Regions from separate parts of the Homo sapiens genome. Here region 1 is linked to region 2. A link is an interaction called in ENCODE POLR2A ChIA-PET data of the cell type or tissue named here. Cell type or tissue: Panc1. All regions are shown on one strand. Each heading gives the region's core, and the rest is flanking DNA. Links, peaks and the distances in the headings are about the cores only.

Region 1 (5,507 bases), core at 328-5,327, 400 kb after region 2:
AACAGATCAACAACAGAAGCAGCTTTCTCATGATGCTTGGGGTAGCACTTTTTTTTTTTTAACCTAACCCATTTTCTGCTTCATATTTTAAGAGGACATTACATTCAGACCATTGATACGTCTGTGGATGTTGGGGAAAGAGAGGAAACTATAGTGATGAGTCCTCTACCATCCTCATTCTCTATACTTTCCGGAAAAGAAATTCTGGAAAAAAAAAAAAAAAAAGCTAAAAAGCTAAATTCTCTTAAGAATTTCAGTGGTTGTAGGCATTCACTCCTGAAGCTATTTTTCCCCCAGGTTTGGGATTTGGCCCAGCCTTACAGAAATGTTTTCCAGACTTTAAATTTCATGGAGAGTTAAAATTGGTTTTAAACCCAATACAGAGTTTCCATCTTTTAATTTTACAAAGAAAGGTCATCTAAACAAAACAATATGTTTCTACCATCTATTATTACCTTTGCTTTCTATAAGATATGAATGTTTTAATACCAAAAGGGAAAGGCAAGAAAAGCAAGGATAAAAGCCTCAAAATAAAGGATAAAGCCCAATCCTTCTCATTTAGCTATTGAAAGTTGAAGACTATATCAGTAAGTGGCCCTGGTCCACAGACGGGCATTTGGAAATCACCGCATTAGGGGAAAGGCCACCGGGAATGTCTTGTGCCAAGGGCTGTAGAACACAGAGGTGTTTTGTTGTGTGTGGTTCATGCAGAGCTGTCATACCCATAGCTGTTCATCATACCCGTATCTCAGCAATCTATAAGTGTTGTTAAAGGGGCCTTGGGAGGAATTCAACTGTTGTGAATTTTTTAGTTTATTTTAAAGTTTGGCAAAATTTATATTATACATCCCTGGATTCTTAAATCTTTAAAGCCCAGTGGAATTTCAAAGAGCTTAATGATGTTTTCCTTTTAATGATCTTGACCCCAGAAATTCATTTTTAAAAGTAGTGTTACAGAGATAGAAAGTGTTCTGAACATTTTCAGGATAACCTGTGGTACCAGTGAACATACACAGACTTCCTAGGGGTTCCATGCAGGAAAGTGTGTATGTGTGTGCTTGTATGGGTATGCATGTGTGTGCCTGCATCTGTTTGCATGTGTGTGCATGCGTGGCAGCTGGAAGCACCTACCAGGGAGAGCCCTACTTTTGCTTGTCAGGGCCCCAGAAAACTGCAACTTATTGCTCTGACTTAAATTGGCAAACTATAAAGGTCACTTTTGGTCCTTTTTAGAAAACATCTAACCAGAAAAGGGAAGTGCAAATTAGAACAGTTTAGGCAGAAACTGAAAGTTAAGAACCGAGGGAAGGCCTTTAGAAAGAGAAGTAACCAGAGAGGTGAGAGGAAGAACACCAAGAAGAAGGAGTGCTCATATATGCCAGACTTCTTACAAGGAGTCCTCAGGCCTCCAGCAATCCATGGCTTTACTGAGAGCTTTCTCCTCTATATAGCACTCCTATCTATTAAATAGACATGCGTAAAATTGGCTAAAACCTCCTGTCCCAGAAAGGATTGTGATGATGGGCATTTCTGAGAGGGAAGTCTGCTCACCTGTGAAACGTTCCTGGCAGAACTTCTGTGGCTCAGTCCAGGAAGAAAATGGACCCATCAAATGGGTTTAGCATTGAGGCTCCCTTCCTAGCCATTGCCAGCCTTCCAGCACTAGCCACATGGCCTGCGGATGCTAAGTAGGAAAGCCTAGCTGCCCCAACAACCTGATGTGTTTTAGCTTTAGGGCCTTACAGAGGGAAGCCTGGATCAGGAGTTAGAAGAACTGGACTTGTCTTCATATTTAAATGCCTGTAAGATGTCTGGGCATGGTGGCTCATGCCTGTAATCACATCACTTCGGGAGGCCAAGGCAGGCGGATCACTTGAGGTCAGGAGTTAGAGACCAGCCTGGCCAACATGGCGAAACCCCATCTCTACTAAAAATACAAAAAATCAGCTGGGCATGGTGGCAGACTCCTATAATCCCAGCTACTCCAGAGGCTGAGGTAGGAGAATCACTTGAACCCAGGAGGCAGCAGCTGCAGTGAGCCAAGATCATACCATTGCACTCCAGCCTGGGTGACAGAGCGAGATTCCATCTCAAAAAAAAAAAAAAAAAAAATCTGTAAGATGAAGAAAGTTGGTGAATATCAGTGGGGTGTTTTGTTTTATTTTATTCACTGATTTACGGTATTTTTTTCAGTAGCAGAACCTATTTTCAATAGAAATGCGATTTGAAAATCAATATAAATGCATAAATATAGAAGCAGCTTGATGGTGTGTAGAAGGGGCTGCAGGAGTGGACACTGGATCTCAGACCTGAGGGGCCCCCGTGGACACTGCTGATCCCAACTGCTCTGAGAAACTCCTCTTGAGACCTCCGGCGAAGATGCATTTCGGGTTTGACTGACATTCTTCCAGCCCTCACATCTGCTGACTCAGGGCTAGTGCTACAGAAATCCCACTTGGGTGTGCACATGTGGTTAACATTTTCAAAGGGGAGTTTTAGTCTGTATGTAGGGTAAAGGCAAGAAAGGCCATGACAAGATCAACAGTTTACTCAAAACTAAGCCCAAGAAAAGCAGTTATAAAGGTCCTGTCTCCATGCATCTGAGGTGTAGCACAGCCCCTACCACAGTTATGTCTGCAGAGGGGCATAAACTTCAGTCTATAAAAACAAACAGCTTTACATCAATCACAATTAGGATTCAGGGTGTTACTTGTTGATATATGTGAATAGTTACATATAGCTATATATGTATAAATAGTTACATATAGCTATATACGTATAAATCCAGTTATACATATGTATGTATATGTATAAGTCTTCTCAGTAAAGCCATAGGTAAATAAATATTTAAAGTAATGGAGGAAATTCTTAACATGAAAGTAGCAAAGACTGTAGAATGACAGAAAAAAACCTCTAAAAATTAAAACTTCTGCTTAAGGTTTGATTTGAGCTGTTGCCTTTGAAAACCCAAATGGTCCGAAAAGATAAAACACCAAATAAATTTCTTTTAAGCCCACAGCACCCGTTATTCCCACGTGATCCCTTATTCAGATACTAACCAGGCCCGCCCCAGCTTAGCTTTCAAGATCAGATGGAACCAGACACGTTCAAGGTGGTATGGCGGTAGACTAAGATTTTTCTGACTAATGCATGGATACCAGAACTCTTTGGTGTCTAGTTTGAGAGCTGTGTCATATGAAATATATACTTACATTGATCTATGTGAGTTTCACTAAAATGCTGTAAGCTTCAGGAAGGATGACTGAGAGTTTAAATTTCCTTCCTTACATCACTAAAAAACTCTGTAATTTGTTTGAGACTTTTTATATCCAATATATATACACTTAGATAACTGATAGAGGTCTTTGCTTTAAACATCGAAGTGATAACCCTGGAATTATATGGTAAAATAAACAAGTGCTATGTGTTATGGCTCAGCTTAGGAAATACCATGCATTATTTTTCAATAGTTCTGTTTTCCACAGTGTATTTATTTCTTATAAATTATACAAATTTCCCTCTGATTAGATTGAAATAGAGATTCTAGGAGATTTTTTCCATAAAAGCATTATTATCTACTTTAAAAATAAAGAGCAAATGTCATTTTTTGATCTTTGAAATAATTAACTCATTTATATTAAGGAGACTGAGCTTCCGTATTTCATGGCTAGAATAACAAAAAAGAAATCACAAAAATGGCATTTTAAGCAATATATATATTTTAAATTGGATCAAATTCAACATGGTAATTTTTAAATTAGTGAGGGATTACCAATCTCACCTGATAGATCAAATAAGCAGTATATTTTAGTCTGAACTCCAGAAAAATGCATTAGAAACGTGAAAGGCTGGTTCTGTGTCTATTTGAGTGAAGTCATTGTCACCACTACAATATTTTAAGGGATCTCTTGTGAAGTGAAAATGTGGGAAATAACTTAAAAGTCAGACCCACACTTGGAAATATTCAGCTCATGCCATTTGTGATATGGGTTTGGGAAAGAGAAGTCCACATATAGACGTTCATTCTGTCAGACCAAGGTGAGAGAATGCTTGCTTTCACTTCAACCACTTAGATGAAGATTTTGATAATAGTCATTTTTTAATATAGAGCTTACCAACTTCATGGCATTATTCAGGTATGAACATTGCCAACAGATTTCACAAAAACAGTTTTATTTAGGAAATGAACTTTGGAAAGAAGAAAGTGAAAAAAATAGAAGTTGACTCCATGATTCCTTAGCTCTCCTCTACAAGGTAATCCAGTCTCAGTCCGGAAGCCAGAATCAATGCTGATAAAATGCTGAGCAACCCAGACGAATCATCTATCCACCCATCCATCCATCCATCCATCCATCTATCCATTCACCCAGGCAGCCAGCCAGCCAGCCGTCCACTCACTCACTCATATTTTTAGAGGAACTAAAGAGTCTAGTTCCTGTGACTAAGTTGAGTTTTAGTTTATTTATATAAATTATGTTGTTTCAACAACAAACTAATAATAATGAACAATAATACCTAGCATATTGATAGTTTGGATAGTTACAATCCAATTGTAAGTAATGATTACATGTCTAACATTAGACAAAGAAACAAAAAGAACATAAAGAACCCAATTGGGCCAACCAACATGGCTGTGGGGAATCAAGGTTCTGTATCTTGATTGTGGTGGTAGTTATACAAATCTATACACTACATAGAACTACACACACACACACACACACACACACACTCGCATGAAAACTGATGAAAACAGTTTTCATCAGTTTTTACATGTATTCATGTGAGTGTGTGTGTGTGTGTGTGTGTGTGTAGTTCTATGCAATTTAATCCTGTGTATGTACTGTACCAATCCAGTTAACAGTACTGTACCAATGTAAGTTTCCTGGTTTTGCTATTGTACTACAGTCATACAAGTTATCGTCATTTGGGTTGGGTGAAGAATTCATCAGACTCCATGTACTAGATTTTGCCACTATGAATCTATAATCTGTGAATAATTTATGAACAGAATCTATAAATCTATAATTCTATTTAAATAAAAGGTAAAAAATGGAGATATAGTTATCTAGACAAATATTAAAGTGTCTGAGTTATTTATTTGGCAAACTGTTTTTCACTTGTGACACAGGTTTGCTAAGAGTCTCCCTCTTTTTCCCCCGCCAAGAACTCATTTTATTTGTTATCAACAGTGTTTAAAACCTGTAGCTAAAAGACATCTTGGAAATTGTAATGTAATGATAATTAATGCATAGAAGTCCATTTGGGAGCATGTTAGATACGTAATCATTACTTACAATTGCACGTCATTCTGAAATTTCTCACTTCTTTGAATAACCATTGTCGACAGAAAAATCTCTACACTCAAAGATCTTTTAAACCTATATATCAGTCTACTGAAATGAGGGGAAGGAAATGAGAGGGAACAGCTGTAAATCATGTGTTTATTGATACAAAAAATTACACACACATATACGCACACATACAGAGCCTTACTGAGTTTATTGGAT
Region 2 (5,266 bases), core at 267-5,266:
CCTTAGTTCCCATGAAATGTAATGTTCTCTTCCTAAAATGTTTGGCCAAGTTGGGGAAGGTGGGCATGGCAGTGTGAGCCTGTAGCCAGGTTCCAAGGTTCGCTTGAGGTTAGGAGGTTGAGACTAGCCTGGGCAATATGGCAAGACTCTGTATCCACAAAAAAAAAAAAAAAAATTAAAAATTAAATGTTTGGTCTTCTACAACCTGGCTTTCCACTTCTCATTCCCAATCATGCTCTGGGACCACCTCTTTCCTGTGCTGAGGAAGGCTAAGGAAGCACTGTGTTCTTTGAACACAGTGCTCAATCCATCCTGCATTGATGCCTTTGCTATGACAGTTTCCTCTGGTCTCTTCCTCCTCTGAGTCTAGCTTGAGGGCCACTTCCGAACAGCTGCAGAGTTGAGCTGCTCCTCGGTACACTTCACTGTTGAACCAACCTGGGCCACAGGTGTTGCAGTGAGGTTGTCTTCAGAGCCTCACCCTACAGGAAGAAAGTCTGTGAAGTTTCTGGCCCTGGCACAAAGCTGCAGAATCTTGGTGAATCAAACAACTTCTCCAAGCCTCAAAGAAGGCACTTTAAAAATTGTGAAGCACTAACTGAAGGAGAGGAGAGTGTCAAGGATTCCATCCTCCACTTACTAGTAGCTGTCTTATTCATTTGGGACTGCCGACCCCCAGATAGCCTTCATCCCTGGAAATGTGCCTCAGATGCATGTCTCTTCACATGCTTGGGCCTTCCAGAATGTACCAAAAGCCAGGGTTAAACAACGTCAGCTGGATGAACACATTTCAGTGGCAAAGGCTGTTGGAAACTACCACTGTGTTACATTTCACTTTAAACTCCTCACCTTGAAGTGAAGCTAAGTCAGGCCAGAGAATTGAATGGATTTGCCCTTGGCCACAGTATGAGGTGGTGGAGTAAGCGGAAGGAGAATGTGGTATGTGTTGCAGGCTGTCAGTATTTGCCAGACTATGGTCTTTTAAAAAATATATACATACATTGCACAAAGAGTTTGGCATTATAAAAAGAATCTTTTAAGTACCACAGTCTTTTATCCAGAACATTATTAAGAACTTTTTATTAAAAATTAAGATGCCTCAGAAACCATATAAAATTTTAACAGGCTCTACCTTTCCACTTCGCCTTTTCCAGGGCACCTCAGGAGAGGTGGTAGAATTCTCAAACATTTGGAGAGCTCTGCGAGGAACATTCTACTTTGCCAATTTGTCCCTGTATTGGCCCAGGACAGCCATTTACCACCTTGTTTTTGGTTATTTCAGCTGCTGCTAGGCGTTCTCCTTCAAACACACCTGGATTGCTGTGAGGACACTGCCCCACAGGCGGAACACAATGTGTTTCTCAGAGCTGCGGACTGTGGGCTGTAGGCTCCCACAGCCCTGTGTGTGTGAGCCCGTTGGCGCTCACCAAGCTCTTCTGAAGTTCTCTGGTTTCCTCTGACTTCTCTTCTGGATGGGAACTTAGGTACGGGACCAGTCCCATATATATTCATCAGTGCAGGTCCCTTTGTTCAACTCAAATGAGCACCACATGGGGTTCCTTCTTTCTGTGGGCCTCAATCCCTTCTGTGCTTGTCTTTTAAACTAATCTGCTCACATGGGGAGAGTCTTAAAATTTTTCCTGAATGTACCTCTTTTTATCTTCAAGAGACCCTTTGCCATTCTAGGGTGCTGTAATTTGACAAATAAATCCTTGTCCCACTTTCCCCTTCCCTGGTTTCTCACCTAGATCCTGGCCTTTCGTTCACCTGCCGTCTTTCAGAGTGGAGAGTACTCACCCTTCAGTCTCCTATTCACTGCAGTAACCCAAATTCCCTTCTCTTGGGTGGTCTCCTTTATCACTTTCGTATTTCTCTAATTCTAATAGCAAGACTTCAGGCCCAGCTTGAGAAAGCATGCATTTTCCTCCTTCATGTTCGTACAGTCCATTGGACATCCTTACCATCAGCTCTTGTTGGTTGAAAGATCTGAAAACTTTCAACTGGCCATTTCCTGAGGTTCTCTTTTTTGTTCATGGAGAAGCAACTGGAGCCCTTCAGTCTGGGCACAGTCAGGAATTTTCTGGATTGCTGCCATTATTCTTTTATTCAGTAAACATTTGCTGAGTCCCTTCCATATAAAAGTCAGTATCCCAGGGGCTGGGGATACAAGAACATGACCAAGGCCCTGCCTAAAGGGGCTTGCAGGCTGGTGCGGGAGACACAGTGACACATGTTGCCTTCTATTGGATACCAGTGCAATAGGTTGGAGTGGGAGCAGGATGTATGGGATGCTCTGCCCCATGCCAGAGGATGGACCACCTCATTCAGCAAGGGAAGGGGTGTCAGGGAAAGCTGTCACCAAAAAGCCCTAGTTGAACTGAGCTGCGAATCACAATGAGTCATTCGCCAGGCAAAGTCAGCCAGGGCATTCCTGGTGGAGGCAGCCACACAGGCAAAGGTTCAGAAGTGTGCAAGGGGGTTGACTATGTCCATTCTTTTTATGAATGTTGTCAAAGCTTCAGTAATCTTGCCCCTGTGCGTTTCTTGTCTGCCCTGCAGGCAGAATGAACTGTGAGTGGGTTATCAGGAAAGGTCAAAGACTGCATGGCTGGTGTGAGGGGCTGTGGGGCTGGGCCAGGGAAGCGGGAGGGAAGGGTGAGTCACTTGAAAGTTTTGTGTGCTGAGACATGGCTCTTAAAGGAGTTCTGGGGTTTTTGCAGAGGAGAAAGTGCTTAAAGGCAGATTATGCAGCCAACAGTGAGCCAGTAAATGGTTTCACTGGGGCCTATATTGGGACATTTTGGCAGCCTTCTTTATTGGGTTTGGGGCTCTCTGGCTATCAGATACCTTTCTGTTCTCTCCTTGTGAATGCCCGTGAGGGGTTTAGGGTAAAAATGTGGAGCTTTTAAGCATCTTAATGTGATTTCAATTGCATTTTAATTTTTAATAAAATGTTGAATAAAGTTCTGCTCAAAGAGCCACAGGGATGAGAAGATTCTACTTAATAGGGAGCGTAGTATTTTCATACTGGGAGATAGATGGGTTTAACAAGACCCTGGTACATCTCTTTCAAGTAAGTGCAATAAATGGTTCTGTTGGAATGGGAAAGAAGGGAGGTGCATACATACATGCATATATCTTATTTTTCTGTATAGCCAGTAATTCCACTCTTTGGAAGTAACCGCCGAGCTTTTGGCATCTTTGACTAATACCCTCCTCATATGATAGCTACACTGCTCCAAAGACGGTACAGACATCTGAGCCAAACATTTTTTCTGTTTTGTTTGCAAGAAATGGAACTGACAGATATACCTGTCTGTTTTGTTTCCAAGAAAATGTCTTGTTAGAAATGTGTGAAAATGTATTATATGACAGTTGCTGAAAATGTTTCAGATGCAGCAATAAACTGATTGTGGTTTTTGGACCAGATGTGCACCATGTTTAGAATTTATTGTACTTCTCTGTATTCTAGCCCAGTGCTTAAGTAAATAGAGAGAAGTGCTTTGCTTTTCAGTGAGACTTCTTATGTGGGTGAATGGCATTTTCCTCCATTTCATGATGGGAAATTATAGGAATCATGCAAATTGGAAATAGTCACTCACCTCACACCCATTGTGTAGCGGAGAAGACTCAAACTAAGGGCCTGTTGTCTTTGTCCTGACTCCTGAGGTTAAGGAGAAGACTTAGCCTGCAAACGTCTATAGCTTAACTGTGCCGCATTTTCTGACTCACTTAGAAACTAAAGAAATGCACTTAATGTCGATTGTAGTATTTTAAATCCCTGCCTTTTGATCTGATGCATTGTAGAACCTAGTCAGAACTCGATTAGTTAAAAAGGCAGGAGACTTTTTCATGCATACCCCTGTGGGACTCCAGGCAGCCTTTGCCAAAGGTGTTAGACATTTGTTTTTCTATGTGTGCTCAGTAAAATAGGCTTCTAAGCATAGAAATGATCTGCGTGTTGTGATTGATCTGCTTTTTTACGCTATCTCATGTTCCATTTCACTTCTAGAGGCACATTGATTTGAATAGTTAAAGATTTGTCTCATTTCCTTGCCAAGGAGGATTATGTTTCCAGCTTTTTGTTAATTCTGGGCATTTCAACCACTGCTTCTGATAACATCCTGCTTTACTGTGCTAGGCATTCCTTGGACCCAGGACTGGGGTAAGACATGGTCCTGCTGTCAGGGAAGCAGTAAGATAGTTCATGAAGGGCATGAAGTCCAGGTGCTTCACACGGGAGACCTCGTTTAATGCTCATAGAAACGTTAGATTTTGCAAGGGGTGAGGGTGTTAATTTCTTTATTTAAAACAAAATAAAACTGAGCATCTTGTAGCTCAGAGATGAGGATCCAGAACTAATAGCTGCTTGACTACAGAGCTCATGCCCTCCCTCCAGCTCACTGCTTGACTGGTTGCATAGTCAAGACATAACAATGAACATAAGGCTAGAAATTTTTGGAATAAAGGCTAACATAGGCACTAGAGCATTAAAATACATTGTGTGTTAGAGAAGGGTCATTGTGTACATGTAGTCAGTGAAGGAAGGCTTTATGGAGGAGAACTGAGCTGTGTTTGGAAGCCTGAAGATGAGGATAGAAATCACAGGCATGAAGCCACCAAGGAGGACAAGCTTGCAGGGTTGACAACTACACCAGATTGCCAGGGGGCCGACCTGGAGAGTCGGGGAGAGGGGAATAGGAAAGAAGGGGAAGGTGGAGGGCAGGCTGTTTAGAGCTCCATGAGAAACTCTGTGTGTGTGTGTGTGTGTGTGTGTGTGTGTGTGTGTCACATGTATGTCAGAGGAGGGTTTACAATGTGGAGGAAACATACCATTTAACTAAAAATCAAAATGTTTGGGGGATATACGATGCTGAAATTTCCCATTGTAGCCAGAAAAAGTGGTGTTTTAATAATGAGAATGTCATGTTTCTTTTCCTATGAGGGAATAAAATAAGTCAGCCTCTTTGCTGAGTTGGAAGTGGCTGAGTTGTTGGCAAAGTGAACGAATTCCCTTTGAGTCTCCGTGATAAAAGGAGGCAACAGGGGAGGGGAGATGGGGCAGGTAGAGGAGGACCAGTGTGCAGACCACCACAGCCCCACCGTTTGTCTGATTATCTGAAAGTGCTTGGAAACTAGGAAGCAGATAAAAACTTATTAAAGAAAAGAAAATCCAGAGAAAAAACCTGGGGAGCCCAGGGAGCATGCAGGGCGGCTCTAAACTGGGATTTGGGATGGGGTTATCTTTTTTCCCAGAGTACAGCTT

Evidence for each region. ChIA-PET counts read pairs that join two places held together with the same protein. Peaks named below come from ENCODE experiments on the same cell type or tissue, not always from the same donor. Only the 100,000 strongest peaks of a DNase experiment are listed, where the experiment ranks them.
Region 1: POLR2A ChIA-PET joins it to region 2 with 5 read pairs; 2 of 35 experiments call an interaction of 5 or more read pairs at or near these places.

Annotation. Positions count from the first base shown.
Region 1 is chr13:50,809,978-50,815,484 of GRCh38, forward strand. All of the region lies in intron 2 of DLEU7-AS1 (DLEU7 antisense RNA 1), which reads left to right. It also overlaps a transcript of DLEU7 not described here and the pseudogene RNA5SP28. Among named protein-coding and RNA genes, the nearest start is that of DLEU7-AS1, 4.9 kb to the left of the region's middle. In Panc1, for the core only: no CTCF peak of the experiment used is centred there; no DNase peak of the experiment used is centred there.
Region 2 is chr13:50,408,965-50,414,230 of GRCh38, forward strand. The region is part of intron 3 of DLEU1 (deleted in lymphocytic leukemia 1); the gene reads left to right. Among named protein-coding and RNA genes, the nearest start is that of DLEU1-AS1, 120 kb to the right of the region's middle. In Panc1, for the core only: no CTCF peak of the experiment used is centred there; a DNase peak (open chromatin) is centred at 2,549; H3K27ac peaks cover 3,705 bases.